2 separate regions of the Homo sapiens genome follow, and region 1 is linked to region 2. The links are chromatin loops, found by intact Hi-C in ENCODE. Cell type or tissue: natural killer cell. All regions are shown on one strand. Links, peaks and the distances in the headings refer to the core of each region. The heading gives the core; the rest is flanking DNA. Region 1 holds the start of LOC105378844 (a long non-coding RNA gene). Region 2 overlaps LOC105378847 (a long non-coding RNA gene).

The links. Peaks named below come from ENCODE experiments on the same cell type or tissue, not always from the same donor. Only the 100,000 strongest peaks of a DNase experiment are listed, where the experiment ranks them.
Region 1: a loop joins it to region 2, with 20 times the contacts of the local background. A loop is called at or near these places in 25 of 110 quality-filtered maps.

The regions. Positions count from the first base shown.
Region 1 is chr1:89,478,796-89,487,485 of GRCh38, forward strand. It overlaps LOC105378844 (a long non-coding RNA gene), which reads right to left and starts at 1,177. Exons shown (of 3, transcript XR_947581.2): 1 at 1,142-1,177. In natural killer cell, for the core only: CTCF peaks have their summits at 4,629 (motif pointing right) and 4,828; a DNase peak (open chromatin) is centred at 4,666; H3K27me3 peaks cover 253 bases.
Region 2 is chr1:89,983,987-89,992,676 of GRCh38, forward strand. It overlaps LOC105378847 (a long non-coding RNA gene), which reads left to right. Exons shown (of 3, transcript XR_001738142.2): 3 at 1-2,832. It also overlaps the pseudogene RN7SKP272. Among named protein-coding and RNA genes, the nearest start is that of ZNF326, 6.8 kb to the right of the region's middle. In natural killer cell, for the core only: CTCF peaks have their summits at 3,440 (motif pointing left) and 3,643; a DNase peak (open chromatin) is centred at 3,405.

The DNA of each region.
Region 1 (8,690 bases), core at 1,580-6,579, 500 kb before region 2:
TAAATGCTTTTACACTGTTGGTGGAAGTGTAAATTAGTTCAACCATTATGGAAGACAGTGTGGTGATTCCTCAAAGACCTAGTGGCAGAAATACCTTTTGAACCAGCAATCCCATTGCTGGGTATATACCTAAAGGAATATAAATCAATATATTATAAAGATACATGCGCATGTATGTTCATTGCAGCACTATTCACAATAACAAAGACATGGAATCAACCTAAATCCCCATCAATGATAGACTAGATCAAGAAAATGTGGTACATATACACCATAGAATACTATGCAGCCATAGAAAAAATGAGATCATGTCTTTTGCAGGAACATGGATGGAGCTGGACACCATTATCTTCAGCAACCGAACACAGGAACAGAAAATCAAATATCACGTGTTCTCACTTATAAGTGGGAGCTGAATAAGGAGAACATATGGACATATTGAGGGGATATGGCTATGCATATGGACACACTGGGGCCTGTTGCACGGTAGGTGGTGGGAGGAGGGAGAGCATCAGGAAAAATAGCTAATGGATGCTGGGCTTAATACCTAGGTGATTGGGTTATCTGTGCACCAAACCACCATGGCACACATTTACCTGTGTAACAAACCTGTGCAATCTGCATATGTCCCCTAAACTTAATATAAAAGTTGGAAATCAAAAAATAAATAAATAAAAAGTAACATTTAAAAAGATTTAGAAGATATTCAGAAACTCAAGAAAATTTTTTAACTAAAATGGATCTCTAGAAAAAAGAATGAAGTTCTGACACATGATACAACATGGATGAATCCTGAAGACATTGTACTAAGTGGAATAAGCAAAGAATAAAAGGATAAATATTGTATAATTCCACTTACATGGCATACCTTTATTAGTCAAATTCACAGGGACAGAAGATGGAGTGGTAGTTCCCAGGGGTTAGAAAGAAGGTGGAATGGGTGTCATTGTTTAATGGGCATGAAGTTTCAGTTTTAGAAAATAAAAATGTTCTGGAGATGGATGGTGGTAATATATGCACAACAATGTGAATATACATAAATATATTAGTAATTATATTAAATATTAGTCCATTTTATGCTGCTGATAAAGACATACCCAAGACTGGGTGATTTACAAAAGAAAGAGATTTAATGACTCACAGTTCCACGTGGCTGAAGAAGCCTCACAATCATGGCAGAAGGAGAAAGGCAAGTCTCACCTGGTGGCAGACAAGAAAAGAGAATGAGCGCCAAGTGAAAGGGGTTTCCCCTTATAAAACCATCAGATCTCATGAGACTTATTCACTACCATGAGAACAGTATGGGGGAACATGTCCCTATGATAAAATTATCTCCGGGTCCCTCTCACAAAACCAGAGAATAATAGGAGCCACAGTTGAAGATGAGATTTGAGTGGGGACACTGCCAAACCATATCATTCTGCCCTGGCCCCTCCCAAATCTCATTTCCTCACATTTCAAAACTAATCATGGCTTCCCAAAAGTTCCCCAAAGTCTTAACTCATTTAGCATTAACTCAAAAGTCCATAGTTCAAAGTCTCACCTAAGACAAGGTAAGTCCCTTCCACCTATGAGCCTGTAAAATCAAAAGCAAGTTAGTTACTTCTTAGATACAATGGGGGTACAGGTATTGGGTAAATACGCCTATTCCAAATGGAAGAAATTGGCCAAAACAAAGGGGCTACAAGTTCCATGTAAGTCTAAAATCCAGCAGGGCAGTCAAATCTTAAAACTCGAGAATGATCTCCCTTGACTCCATGTCTCACATCCAAGTCATGCTGATGCAAGATGGATTTCCATGGTCTTGGGCAGCTCCACCCCTGTGGCTTTGCATGGTACAGCCTCCCTACTGGCTGCTTTCACAGGCTGGCATTGACTTCTGCAGGTTTTCCAGGTGCATGGTGCAAGATATCAGTGGATCTACTATTCTGGGGTCTGGAGGATGGTGGCCCTCTTCTCACATCTCCACTAGGCAGTGTCCCAGCAGGGATTCTGTGTGGGGGCTCTGATCCCACATTTCCCTTCCACACTGCCCTAGCAGAGGTTCTCCATGAGGGCCCCGCCCCTGCAGGAAACTTCTGCCTGGACATCTAGGCATTTCCATACATCCTCTGAAACCTAGGCGGAGGTTCCCAAACCCCAATTCTTGACTTCTGTGCACTGGCACGCTCAACACCACATGGAAGCTGCCAAGGCTTGGGGCTTGCATCCTCTGAAGCCATGGACTGAGCTGTACCTTGGCTCCTTTTAGTCACAGCTGGAGCAGCTGGGATGCAGGGCATCAAGTCCCTAGACTGCACACAGCAGAGGGACCCTGGGCCTGGCCCAAGAAACCACTTTTACCTTTTAGGCTTCCAGGCCTGTGATGGAAGGAGCTGCCGTGAAAACCTCTAACATGCCCTGGAGACATTTTTCCCATTGTCTTGGGGATTAACATTCAGCTCCTCATTACATATGCAAATTTCTGCAGCCAGCTTGAATTTCTCCTCAGAAAATGGGATTTTCCTTTCTATCACATTGTCAGGCTGCAAATTTTCTGAACTTTTATACTGTTTCCCTTTTAAAACTGTATGCCTTTAACAGCACTCAAGTCACCTCTTGAGTGCTTTGCTGCTTAGAAATTTCTTCTGCCAGATACCTAAATCATCTCTCTTAAGTTCAAAGTTCCAAAAATCTCTAGAGCAGGGGCAAAATGCCACCAGTCTCTTTGCTAAAACAAGAGTCACCTTTGCTCCAGTTCCCAACAAGTTCTTCATCTCCATCAGAGACCATATTAACCTGGATTTCATTGTCCATGTCATTATCAGCATTTTGCACAAAGCCATTCAACAAGTCTCTAGGAAGTTCCAAACTTTCCCACATTTTTCTGTCTTATTCTGAGCCCTCCAAACTGTTCCAACCTCTGCGTGTTACCCAGTTCCAAAGTCACTTTCACATTTTTGGGTATCTTTTCAGCAGCGCCCACTCTACTGGTACCAATTTACTGTAGGAGTCCATTGTCCTGCTGCTGATAAAGACATACCCAAGACCGGGCACAGTCGTGGTGGAAGGCAAAAGTCACATCTCACCTGGTGGCAGACAAGAGAATAGAATGAGAGGCAAGCAAAAGATTTCCCCTTATAAAACCATTAGATATCATGATACTCATTCAGTACCATGAGAACAGTATAGAGGAAACTGCTCCCATTAATCAATTACCTCCCACTTGGTCCCTCCCACAACATAAGGGAATTAGGGGAGCTAGCATTCAAGATGATATTTGGGTGGGGACACAGCCAAACCATATCAAAATATAAATGGATTAAGTGTCCCAAATGAAAAACAAAGATTATCATACTGGATAATATTACAAACCTATCTATATTCTGCTTACAAGAGACACACTGTAAAATATTAGAATGAAATGTTGAAATTAAAATAATAGAAAAATGATATACCATAAAAATTTTAACCAAAAAAAACTGGTACAGGTATATTAATATTAGAAACTAGGCTTTGAAACAGAGAGCATTTTTTAAAGATAAAGAGGCTATATATGCCGAACATGATGGAACACTATAGAGCAATTAAAATGGAAGAACTGTAGCTCATCACAACATAGATGAATCTCTCAAACATAATGATGTACGAAAGAAACCAAATGCTAAAGAATACATACTGTGTGGTTCCATTCGTATAAAGATTAAAAGCTGCCAAAATGGCACAAGAAGTCAGAATAATGTGTTCCGGGATTTTGTGCAGGGTCTTTAGTTGTAGCTGACTTCTTGTCTTTAGTTTCTCAGAGGAGTATGTTACCAAGTATTTCTGGTGTTGAAGCTTTGGTATGTGATTCAGTAGGTGGCACTGATAGTTTATTGAGCTGAACACATAATTTATTCATTTTCTGGATTGACATATTTAATTCTAATTTTTTCCATTTTAAAAATAGGAATATAAAAAAGCAGGTCTTTATTTTGTTTATTATGCTTCCACAGTGGAAAGTAGGAGTTGGTAAAAATTATTTTGAGTTGACAAAGTGTGATGATGATATGTAGCACCTGCTGTGATAATCTTAGAAACCTATTAGTAAATGAGCATATTACGGACATCTAAGTTAGATGTTTAGGAAGTGCCTCTTTCATCAACATCACAAATCACTATCAGATAGTGTTACTTTTCTAATTATATTATTGGCTTCTGATATATATTAATATAAGTTGCTTCACCTCAATATGACAATTGAATGATTTATGAAATTATTGAGATTTTATTAATAAATATATATCTCCAAGTAATATCTCTCCAAGGTCATAATTTTGTCAACATACATAATCAGGCATTTCTTATATTTCTGCTTGTAATAATCATACATTGGGACAAAATGAAAAGGAAACAAGCCTTGAGTTCTATACAGACTCTAGTACAAGGAAGAAACAGTAACAATCTCCAACCACTCGGTGATGATAAGGATGTCTTGATGTCTTGATTCCTACTGCTGGTAAGCACATAAAGCAGATAAATTCATGATAAATAAGGTTCCCACTTCTAATGAGTTTCTTGTGGGAGGAAGAAAGCAGTGAGAAACAATCCTTTATTTTTGATGTAACTCTAGAAGAGGAATCTGTGAGAAACAGAATTTCTATAAGTAGATGAACTCTGGCCACAAGAGGGCGATACGAGGCTTGAAGCACACTGATTCCAAGGCTGTGAGATCTATGGCCACACAGTCAGTACTACAATAGAAATCACTAACATCACCTTAATCACTAGCTGCATCCATTCCAAATCCTGTGCAATGTTCTGCCCTTGTCCAAGAAGGATAAAAGGGGTACTCAGTGGCAGTTCTTTTTCCTGCTTCTTGATTGTACTTAATAATAGATTTCTTCCATGTTCTTAATAATAGAACAGATTTCTTCCAATTCAAACAGCCCATATATTAGGGAAAATTGAATAAGCTCTTTATTCCATCCTCAATTCTCCTAGTAAACTTCATTCTGTTCCTACCAGAATAACATGACAACAGAACTGTTCTAGAACCATTCCAGCCTTTTACGCCATTGAATGCTATCTATATTTATTAGGCTAATACTAATTAGTTGACTAATACTAGTCTAATAGTTAATACTAGTCTAATGCTATTAGACTAATACTAGTACTACTAGACTAATACTAAGACTAATATTCTGCTCTACATCTATATGAAAAATAAAATAAAGGGAGAATGAAAATGAAAGTTGGCAAGGTTCTGTAACAATTACATACATCTCTAAGAAGTACAACTATATTATGTCTGTAATAATATTTAATGGCAGCTTTTTATTTTATAAATTTATAAATGTTCTCTATAAAATACTTATTTAGGTTGGAATGGATTGACTTTTCAAAGTTAACTAGAAGTCAACAAAAAGGAAGTATATATAATGACAAGGTAGATGATGAAAACCCTTTGACCGCATATTTAACCACACATCTGAAGACACTTTAAGATAAAGCCATCAGCAAGAGTTGCCCATTTTCACTGCTATGGCAAAAAGAGGCTAATTGATGTCAATGGTTTATAACTTAGCCACAGATGCAAGATATTTTCCTTTTCACCTGAGCTATAGCATAAAATTTAATGACTTCTTCCTTTAGTGCCTTCATATAATACTACTACTTAATTGTTTACTTCTGGGGGAAGTTGGGTTACCGTAAGATATTTTATACATAAAATTTTATATTTTACATCTTAAAGTCACACTGAAAAACAAAGAAGTTAAAACTATCTAAGACTATTTTCTTAAGTCAGCATGTTGCCTGTGGTGGTTTGGAAAGTATGTCCACAAATTATTTGACTCTCCTCCCTTTAAGAGGTATAGCCTAATTCCCCTCCCCTTGAGTATAGGTTGGTTTTAATGACTAATTCCTAACAATTTGAATACACTGAAAGTAACAATATTCACTTCTAAGACTAGGTTATTACAAATCTACAGCTTTTACCCTTGGAATCTGCTTTCTTTGTCCCTGGGGGAAGCCATGTCATGAGCCTTATGGAGAGGCTGATGTGAAGAGGAACTGAAGCCTCCTGCCAACAGCCATAGCTGTCAGTCAAGCAGCTCCTCCAGACTCAGTTAAGACTCAGATGGCAACAGCCCTGGAAGATACCTTGACTGAAGCCACATGAGAAACCTTGAACCACAACTATCCACCTAAGCCTCTCTCATATTCCTGACCCGCAGAAACTATGAGACAATAAATATTTATTGTTTTCAGCTTATATATTTTAGATAATTTTTACACAGCAATAAATGAGGAACATATTGACATATGCTGAATTGGATGGACACATTTCACAGAAGCTTAAGCAAACAACAGACTGGGCCCCTCTTGTTTTTTCAGATGTTTAACAAAAAGATGTTACAAAAATAGACTACATGCTTTTTCTAGTACTACTGCTGTCGCTCTATGACTGTTCATGGCTAACAAAACAAAAGGTACAATTTAATTCGAAAGTTCTCTTAGCTTAACTTTATTTTTTTATCCATATAATAAATTAAGATTCTTCAAGGACTATGAGGGCAACAAATCCCACAGAGGAACACAGAGTTCACCTTCCTATCTAATAGACTGACAAAAATTTATGATTCTAGGTCATTTTAACAGCCCATGTGGGGAGACGGTACTGCCAGACATGGAGCATGATAGAACTGACGACTAGTGCTTATAAATCCTTTTGTTTTAAGAGTGGTTTTTAAATCATTTTTACTAGTTTTCATCTTTATTAGTTAAGATAATTGGTGTTTTTCCCATTTTACTGATAAAGAGCCTGGGAAAGAGGAATACTACATTCCTAAGCCAATCAAATATCATGAGAGTCTAAGTAGAAATCCATATCTCTTTAATTTAGATTAATAAGCATTTATTGAGTTTCCACAATATTCTAGACACTGTGCTAGGCACAGGAGGTACAAATAAAAATAAATATATCTCATTTTCTCCAGAAGCTTAAAATCTAGTAAATTTAAAAGCAAATGGTAAGAGCTATGATAGTAGCAATATATAAAGTACAGTGGAAGCAACGAGGAGGAGCACTTATCATATTCTCTTATGATCAGGGGATGATACCTGGGCTTCAGTTTCTAATGATGAATAAGGATACTTATTTTTCCTATTTCTTTTGTATGCCAAGGAACTCTAAATTACCTGTATCCTAATTCTCATTTGTTTATGAGAACCTTTTCGATTGATCTATTTTGTTGTATGATAGGATTTCAAAGAGGAATTTTTGTCTCACACATCAAGATACAGTAGATACTGAATCCCAAAGTGATTGTCAGACTCTATATAAATTTTCAAATAAAATTATGAGAACCAGTTTTGATACATTTAAAACCTGTCATCCACATCGAAGACATAAAAGGTTGAGAACAGACACAGAGGGTAGAATTACAAACTTACCTCTTGAAAAGAGCTTTGTCCTTCAATTAGGTCTAGGAAGTGTTTCAGGAGACCCTTGAAGACCTTAATCAGTGCTGCCTGCAGTTAGGGAGCACACTGGACTGGTGTGGAACACAAATCTGAGCTCTCTGTGGCAGGATGCTGTGACTGTTTGCCTGAGGGATCCAGAGAGAGACATCCAAGACATTTGCTGGTTTTACAGGAAATGGGATCTGGGAGGATCTCTACCTGGAATCATTATGGCAGTGAGCCTGCCAGGTTAACCAGAGCTTTGGGTAGATGGCAGGAGGATTCTAGCAGAGTCTGGGCTTGGCATGGGCTGTGTAAAATCCAGAAGCTAAGTGGGGAGTGGTGGTGATCAGTAGAATGAGGACACTGCCAACGCTGTGTCAGGTATGGTCAGAGGGGCCCAGCAGGCGAGCTGTCAGAGAATCCAGACTGGCCGCACAGAGAAAAATTTACCTTTAAACGTCAGTCAGGCTCAGAGAGTAAAATGGCAGAATTAAAGCATCAGTCAAGTAAGAACTTTCTAGTCCCTCTCCTTTCCTTTTGTCCTTCCCTGAGCTCTATACTTGGAGAGACCTGACGGTGCTTACGTGGGAAAAGCAGCCCACTGCTCTCCCTGCCAAGGCAGTTTATAAAGCAGCAAGGGATAGAAGGGGGCAGGAGAGAGGAAGGAAGTTTACCTTTAAATAAAGATTAAAATTTGGACTAGAATTTATAATTTCTGAATCAAATTCTGTTTTACAACTTAAACCAACCATGGGATTTTTTTTGTCAAGTTCCGTTGGGCTTTTATCCAGCAGCAGAAAAAACCTTTACTCCACTAAATACACTTGAAAGTGACATTGGGAGACAAAATTAAAATTGTTTTCCTTATTACATTGCTCAACCCCTATTTAGCCAATATATCAGTTCTATTTACATGAATGGAAATATTATTTAGGTTAGCTTGTGAATAAAAACAGGAATTTAAATGAGATATTTCATTGCTATCATGAAAAAAATATGATTTTAAGTAACAGCCACAGGCCAGGTATGGTGGCTCATGCCTTAATCCCAGCGCTTTCAGAGGCCAAGTCAAGAGGATTGCTTGAGCCCAGGAGTTTGAGGCTAGTTTGGGCAGCATAGTGGGACCTTGTCTCTAGAAAATAAAAATAAAAAATAAATAGCTGGGCATAGTGGCACATGCCTGTAGTCCCAGCTACTCAGGAGGACGAGATGGGAGAATTGCTTGAGCCCAGAAAGTCAAGGCTGCAGTGAGCCATGATGGC
Region 2 (8,690 bases), core at 1,347-6,346:
TTTGTTCCTTCTGATGTTAGGATGTGTTCGGAGTTTCTTCCTTCTGGTGGGTTCGTGGTCTCGCTGGCTCAGGAGTGAAGCTGCAGACCTTCGCGGTGAGTGTGACAGCTCATAAAGGCAGTGTGGACCCAAAGAGGGAGCAGCAGCTGGATTTATTGCAAAGAGTGAAAGAACAAAGAGTCCACAGTGTGGAAGGCAACCCCAGCGGGTTGCCACTGCTGGCTCGGGCAGCCTGCTTTTATTCTCTTATCTGGCCCCACCCACATCCTGCTGATTGGTCCATTTTACAGAGAGCGGAGTGGTCTGTTTTGACAGGGTGCTGATTGGTGCGTTTACAATCCCTGAGCTAGACACAAAGGTTCTCCACGTCCCCACTAGATTAGCTAGATACAGAGTGTGGACAAAAAGGTTCTCCAAGTCCCCACCAGAGTAGCTAGATACAGAGTGTGGATTGGTGCATTCACAAACCCTGAGCTAGACACAGGGTGCTGATTGGTGTGTTTACAAACCTTGAGCTAGATACAGAGTGCTGATTGGTGTATTTACAATCCCTTAGCTAGACATAAAGGTTCTCCAAGTCCCCACCAGAGTCAGGAGCCTAGCTGGCTTCACCCAGTGGATCCTGCAGTGGGGGGCTGCAGGTGGAGCTGCCTGCCCGTCCCGCAACGTGCGCCCGCACTCCTCAGCCCTTGGGTGGTTGATGGGACTGGGTGCCATAGAGCAGGGGGCTGCGCTCCTCGGGGAGGCTCGGTCCGCACAGGAGCCCACGGAGCTTGGGGAGGCTCAGGCATGGCGGGCTGCAGGTCCCAAGCCCTGCCTGGTGGGAAGGCAGCTAAGGCCCTGCGAGAAATTGAGCACAGCAGCTGCTGGCCCAGGTGCTAAGCCCCTCACTGCCCGGGCCGGTGGGTCCGGCTGGCGGCTCCGAGTGCGGGGTCCGCCTAGCCCACGCCCACCCGGAACTCGCGCTGGCCCGCAAGCACCACGCGCAGCCCTGGTTCCCGCCCGCGCCTCTCCCTCCACACCTCCCTGCAAGCTGAGGGAGCCGGCTCCGGCCTTGGCCAGCCCAGAAAGGGGCTCCCACAGTGCAGCAGCGGGCTGAAGGGCTCCTCAAGTGCCGCCAAAGTGGGAGCCCAGGCAGAGGAGGCGCAGAGAGCAAGCGATGGCTGTGAGGACTGCCAGCACGCTGTCACCTCTCACTTTTTGGAAGGAATTATGTAGATTTTTAACTTCTAAAGTCAACCTATAAAAAAAGTAGAAAATAGTTTTTTATGATGGCAGTACACAATACAAATATTAACCATTTTGTTAGTTGTAAAGTATAGCTGACAAAAATGTAAGAGAGAAGAAAAGTGCAGGAATGGGAAGGGGAGCCACTACATTTTATAGAACAGAAAGCCAGAGATATGCTATTAAAAATCAATAGAAATTTGAGTACTTATTTAAAAATATAAAAGTTTAGTTCCAAAAGAGGAAATAAAATATATGATTACTGTTTTAAACATTGGGAAGAGGAGGGTAATATGAGACGTGCTCATTTTTATACTGTGAAATTAACGCTATTGATTAAAGTTGGTAAACCAAGAAGAGCAATATAGAGTGCAATGGAAGTAAACACCAAGTGATCTCATACCAGATGAAACAAGGAAGTTTTTCTCTGCAGAAGAACTGGAGCTGAGCAAGAAGGGGAGGGAGGAAAGGCTATTGCTTTTCAATGGAAATTATTTTATACAATGTGATTTATTACCACATGCACAAATTATTTGCTTTAAACAAGAGATGATGTATAGGGTAGTACCAGGACTCCTACTGGACAACCTGGTATGACCCTTTTTTTGGGTAGCACCCAGCTTCAGTTATACAAGCAAACCAGCGAACTGCAAAACCTTCATCCATACAAACCACATTACAACGTGGTGTTTTGTTGGAACCTCACTTGTGAGATAGTCAAAGGAGCAACCCTCTTAGGTCTTTGATTTGTAGGAAAGGCATTAAAAAAAGAACTTCCTTTGTTTCCCTGGGATTAAAGATTAGGAAGATTTCAGTTGCAAAAAAAAAAAAAAAAAAAAAAGAAATTGGCTGAAAGAGGTGTCCAATTGTCTCTGGTTGCAAAGTATTGGCAATCAGTGGAAATCCTCTGTGTGTTTCCTGTGTTTAGCATTTATATAACATGTTTCAAGTTTAAAAGCCCTTTACTGTCATTAGCTAATTATCTCCCAAGGGCTGCAGGGTAGTTAGAGGAAATGTTGGAATCAAGCCAGTTTTTAGAGCTGTAAGTTGTATACACACATACAACTGTGGCAGCCCTGATTCAGGGTGTAGTTGTTACACCATTTCCCACACATAGATCAATCAGTTAGTGTGTGGTTATTCAATCTCTGAAGTTCTTTTTCTAGACTTGACATTTTCTTCTCAAGAGGTACAAGTTACTGAAACAGAAGAGCACTTATTCTAATAGCACCTCTCCTAAGTGTCTTGAAAATAAACATTGTTGATAGTTTTAGGTTCATCATCAAATCAGAATCCCTGAAGTGAGGCCTGAGTTTGGCGATGGAGATGTGCCCTGGGTGATTCCAATGAAGAGCCACTATCAAGAACCACGGACTTAAATGGCCAATAGAGGTTCCCCACACCCACCATCAATAACTATATCTCCAAAAAGAATGAAACACAATATGTGGCTACAGAGAACTTTTCATAAACGCTACCCATTAATAAATATTAAATCTTGTTTTGTGCCAAATATATATTTTACATTATCAAAGTGCTCAAGAAATTTGGAGGATACAGAAAAATAAAAATGCATGTATATCTAAAAAGTCATCACAAAGAGAATCACTGTTCATGTTTCTTCTTTCCATTTTATTTCAATGCTTTGTCTTTTCTTTTTCTTTTCTTTTCTTTCTTTTTTTTTTTTTTGAGACAGGGTCTCACTCTGTTATCCAGGCTGGAGTGCAGCTGCGCATTCACAGTTCACTACAACCTCGAGCTCACAGACTCAAGCGATCCTCCCGCCTTAGCTTCCCAAGTAGGATAGCTGGGCACACACCATCATGCCAGGTTTGCTTTGTCTTTTAAGAAAATTTATTGACATAGCAGTTATCAGATTTCATATTGGCTCCATACACCAATAGACCTAAGCAGTTTTGTATCTTGCTTTTCAAATTTGCCATTATAATAAGCATTTTTCACTGTTTCATGCTTTAAAAGTCATCTCTGAAAATGAAATGAGGCAAACAGGAACATTTCTATCCGTGATTACACCAAAATAGAAATACAGGTACTTGCAGAGCACAGGCCAACAATATTCTCTGCTTTGGTGTCCATTTAGAATCCTTCAGATCAGCAGGAACTAGAACTTGAACTCAATTTCTGTAGCCACATTCTGACTACATTTGGTGTGTGATGCCCTCTACTGGCTATTCTAGGATGGTGCCTTTTCCGTTTGTAAACTGTGTAAGGACTCTAAAGAAGGGGGTTTAGATTGTGTCCATGCATGTTTGAATGTTCTGTGTCTGTATTTTTATTTATAGGTGTTGCCTTCATGTAGAATTGAAGCTATATGAATACAGGAGCCGGCTGTGTGTCTGTTTCCTTTTTTTTCATTCAAGAAACATTTTAAAAAATCTAACACATGCCAGGTATGGTGCTAGGAGGCTGGAGACACAAAGATGAAATCTCCACCTTCAAGTGGCTCATTATCTTAACTACTGGGAGAGACACAGTCAGGCAGGGGAACCTACTCAACATGCCTTGAGTATTCCAGCAGAAGAACTTGATTCTCTGTAGACCATGGTCTTTCTCCATCTAGAGAAATCATCCTCTCCAGTAAAGTGTCCAGATTTTGGAAAAACACATGTGGCAGAGCCAGGAAGAAATGGGACACCATCTTAACAGGGCAGATCCAGCAAATCAGTTCTGGCAATCAGTGGGGTTGACATGTCACAGCCAGCTTGCTGTCAATATACTTGGTAAATTAAAATTTATGATGGAGTGTAACACAAAAGTAAGATAAAATGAATGGCAATAATTCAGAGTTGTAACTGAGTTCCTATAAGGGAATATACTTCATTTTCCAGAAAAGTGTACTTTATATAATATGTAACCAATGAAGGAAGGTATCAATTACATTTTGAAAGCACTTTGTATTTGGAACTTTACCTTGCTTTCTGGGAAAAGAAATTCATATAAAATGAACCAGTTTTTTTTTTTTAATCTGAGGAAGACCTGGAGCATAGGACAAAGCATTTGATCACTTACATAGTTACCTTATATGTATTAATAGTTCTGTTTGACCGCATTATGCACAATTATATAAAAATCCTCTATAGATTAGCAAAGTCTTTTTTTTCAAACCTGAGGACTCTGATGATGGTATTGGCTCTACAAGGTTGGCTCCATACACCAATAGACCTAAGCATGACTAAACAATATTTATCATAAATATGAAGCCAGCAATTGCTGGTTGTATGGTCTTGAGTGAGTTACTTAACTTCTCTTCAGTTTTCCTTGTTTGGGAAAGGGTATAACCTACCTTATTGTAAAGAAATGGGCTTGTAAAGTATCCATCAGAATTCCTCAGTAGAGCACAGTAGGTACATCAAAATGACAGAGATGCAAGCTTAAGCCCTGGAGCCAGGCTGACTGGGTTTGAATCTTGGTGCTACACTTCATTAGCTTTGTGACTTTGAACAAATCTTTACTTTTCTGGGTCAGTTTCCTCATTGATAAATTAAGGATGATTATAATACCTACAATCATAGCATTGTTGAGCAGATAAAATGAGTTAACACCTGTAAAGTGCTTCGGAACATTTATGAACATATAGGCCTTAATAAAGGTTAATTGTAATTTATATTGCTATTCCTTTCAGCTTTTAGAGACACTTGCATCTTTTTGTAGTTCTATATTAAAACCAGGGAGAGACATCTTCCCGTGTATAAAATAACATTTCATTCAATGCTGTCATACCAGCTGTTTTCAGCAGTTTTCCACTATTGTGGCCCTGTAACTAGCTCTTCTTTGATATGACCTCAGATCCTCAGTAGAAATTACTTTAAGTTTGGCTGCTTGGCTGTACCATAGTAATTGTAATTGTTAGCTCTTGACTTCCTTCTCTAAGCCTCTATGGATTCCCTAAAGAACATGGAGGAAGATGGCCGGGCGCGGTGGCTCAAGCCCGTAATCTCAGCACTTTAGGAGGCCGAGGCGGGAGGATCATGAGGTCAGGAGATCGAGACCATCCTGGCTAACACAGTGAAACCTCGTCCCTACGAATAATACAAAAAATTAGCTGGGCGTGGCGGCGGGCGCCTGTAGTCCCAGCTACTCGGGGAGGGGGCTGAGGCAGGAGACTGGCGTGAACCCGGGAGGCTGAGCTTGCAGTGAGCGGAGAGCGCGCCACGCACTCCAGCTTGGGCTGCAGAGAAAAACAAACAAACAAACAAAACAAAACAAGAACAAAAAAAGAACACGGAGGAAGAATTATTTGGCGGCAAATTAGGAAAGCATCGTGTAATCAAGACTCTCCTTTGCAATGCTATTGTCACCTTCTCTCCAAAGTAATTGTACAACAGTGATTTTCTGCAGAAGAAGCTCTGAGACCTCATTTCAGTCTAAGTTTTTTCATCATTTGGTTGATGCTCCTCCCCTTCAACATACATAGTGACAATGTGCTATGTACAGGCCATACAAAGGGTTGCAAAGAAGGGTCTCCACACTCAAAGAGTGTGAACAAGAAGCAAGGCAAGGATATAACTAATTCACTCACTAATTATAGCAAAAATCCAGCTGTGATAACCACTTATAAGGTTACAGAGAGTGAAGGGGATTCTGATTAAGAACTTCGGGAGAGGTTTACAAAGAAGCAACATTTATACTGAGCCTGAAGAATGGCAAAGGAAGAGAGGAAACATGATAGAGGCAGAGAGTTCAACATGAGCAAAGTCCGGGAAAGTGAAAATACACAGCTTGTTCGGGGAACAGCAGATGGGCCTGTGTTGTTAGAGCAGAAGGAATGTAGGCAGGTGGTTAGGAGATGAGGAACAAAGGTCCCTGGCTCCTCAGGGAGTCCACTCACTTAGTTCTTCTCAGGTTCCAGGGTGGGGCTTCTCTGACAACTCCCTCAGGATCAGGTCCTAGGTGTAACCTCACATTTCCTCCTTCTCCCAGAAGTCTTCTCTTGACTTCAGCCCTATATCCTTTTACATCTTCACATAAAAAGCCCTATTCTTTTTTATTTTACTTCGGACTTTGCCGGTCTGGCATTATTTACCTGCCATCTGTTGTAAAATATATGGAAGATGAAATGGCATGAGACTTTGTACAAAGCATTGGCCCTTTAAGATAAAAATCTGCGCCTAACAAAGTAAGAACAGGACAGGCAGCCTAGCTAGACTGTGGGGGGTAGGGGGTGGGAGAGAGATAACTGTGAAGTGAGAAAATGATGCTTGGTACATAGTTGGTGTTCAGTCAATATTCGTTTAATAAATGAATTAGGAGACAGCTGGATAGTCTCATGTATTGTGAGATATCTCTGCGGTATGGCCATCTGCCTCTGGAACAGCACCTCCTATTTGGGAAAGAGGAGGGAAACAGGAAGGAAAGGGAGAAAATATATGTGTATTGTGGCTTTCCATGCATTTGTGCCAAGGTCAGGTTTGTTTCTAAGTTAGGAATTCCTTGTCTGGCAGTCTTCTCTTTTAGGGAAGAGGGGCGTGTGTGTGTATGTGTGTGTGCACACACATACACACATGACACACAAATACAATGACCCAATATTTATTCCCTTCTAGTCATGCCAACACCTAAAGACCTCAGGCTACAAAATCATTTCTTTGCCAGAGGAAAACGGGGGGAAAATTATAAGAAAAAAAAGCTAAAAACATTCAGTGAGAACTCAGTTTTCTTGGTAAACATATATATTTGGCACTTAAGATGCAAAGAAGTCTTGATTCTAATCCCAAAGAGCTTTTAATGTGGGAAGACATAAAGCCAGGGTATTTAATGCATGGGAGATAGTGCAGTCACAGAACCCAAGGCCTTCCTACTCCACGTGTGGCTCCACCAGCGGCAGCATCTCCTGGAAGTTTGTTAGAAATACAGACTGTCCAGTTCCACCCAAGACTGACTGAATGTGATTTTTGTCTTAACAAGTCCCTAGGTGAATCATTTGCATGCTAAATATTTGAGAAGTACTGACCCAGGGGGTGGGGTTGGGATCTGGGACTGATTCTTACAGGAAATAAATCCTGAGCTGTGTTTTGAAGATGAGTACGGTTAACCAGGTGGTGTTCCAAGCAGAGGAAACAACATAAGCAAAAGTTCAGTGGTATGAAAAAGCACAGGGGTGTTTTGGGAACCTGTCGCCTAAAATTGGTAATCAAAAGAGAGAGTGTGGGAGAGAGGAGGCAAGGGAAATGCAGAGAGATGACGCAGTTCAGGCAGTGGCCAGATCCTGCTGCATGTGTTCTAGGGTAAGGAGATTTGACTACACCTAATCCTTGACAGAGACGCATGATGACATGTTGAGATTTGCATTTAGATCACTGCAACCCTGAGGAGGCTGAAAGACAGAGAGATTAATTAGGAAGCTGAGGCAATAGTTTTGGAGAGAGATAATGAGAGTCTAAACTTAGGTTGTGGCAGTGGGGATGAAGAGGAGGGGGCAGGTTTAAGATATTTTAGGCACTAATAAACAGATGAAAGACTTCAGAATGGATTGGAGGTGGGAGGATGAGGGAGGGCTGAGTTTTGACTAGATGACTCGTAAGCTGGGATTAGTGTGTGGCTGTTCATGATGCCACTAACAGAGATGAAAGGATACAGGAGGACGAACAGGTTTGAAATTATGAGTTCAGTTTTCAAAATGTTCAGCTTAGGTGAATATAAAACATGTATAGATGGTCTCTGACTTACTATGGTTTGACTTTATAGCTGTGTGAAAGTGACGTGCATTTAGTAGAAACTATAATCCAATTTTGAATTTTGATCTTTTTGCAGGCTAGTGACATGAAGTAGGATACTCTTTTCCAAGGCTGGGCAGCGTCTCCCAGTCAGCGATGTAATCACAAGGGTAAACAACTGATATTCTACAATGTACTGTGCTGCCAGATGACTTTGCCCAACTGTAGGCTAATGTAAATGTTCTAAGCACATTTAAGGTAGGTTAGGTGAAGTTATGATGTTCAATAGGTTAGGCATATTAAATGCATTTTTGACTTGTGATATTTTCAGTTTATGAAGGGCTTATTGGGATGTAACCTCAAGTAAGTGGAGAAGTATCTGCATAGAAGGGAAAAAAGGAGGAAACAAGAAAAGGGTGGAGAACAGGGTGAATCAATCAGGATGGAGGAGGAAAAAATGCTCTGCCCATTTCCGGGGCAACAGTAATACACATAGTGTATCTGTGAGCTTTTCTTGTAGTTGTATTTCCAGAGGTTGCCTCCTTGAAACTTGGTTCCAGCAACTGGGTGGACCCTGAAAAAAGGTAAATAATTTGATTCATGGTTTCCTATCTGGTGATCAACTCATTGTTGCCACCGTTTGCTCTATGAAAAAAAAAAAGTTTTTTAATCTGTGGTTCAAACTGCTCCAATGTCAGTTTGTCTTTTTCCAGATTCCTGAATGTTTGAATAACTTTGTCCATGTCTCAAACACTGTTTCCAAAGTGGCAATAATACAATCCAGTATGT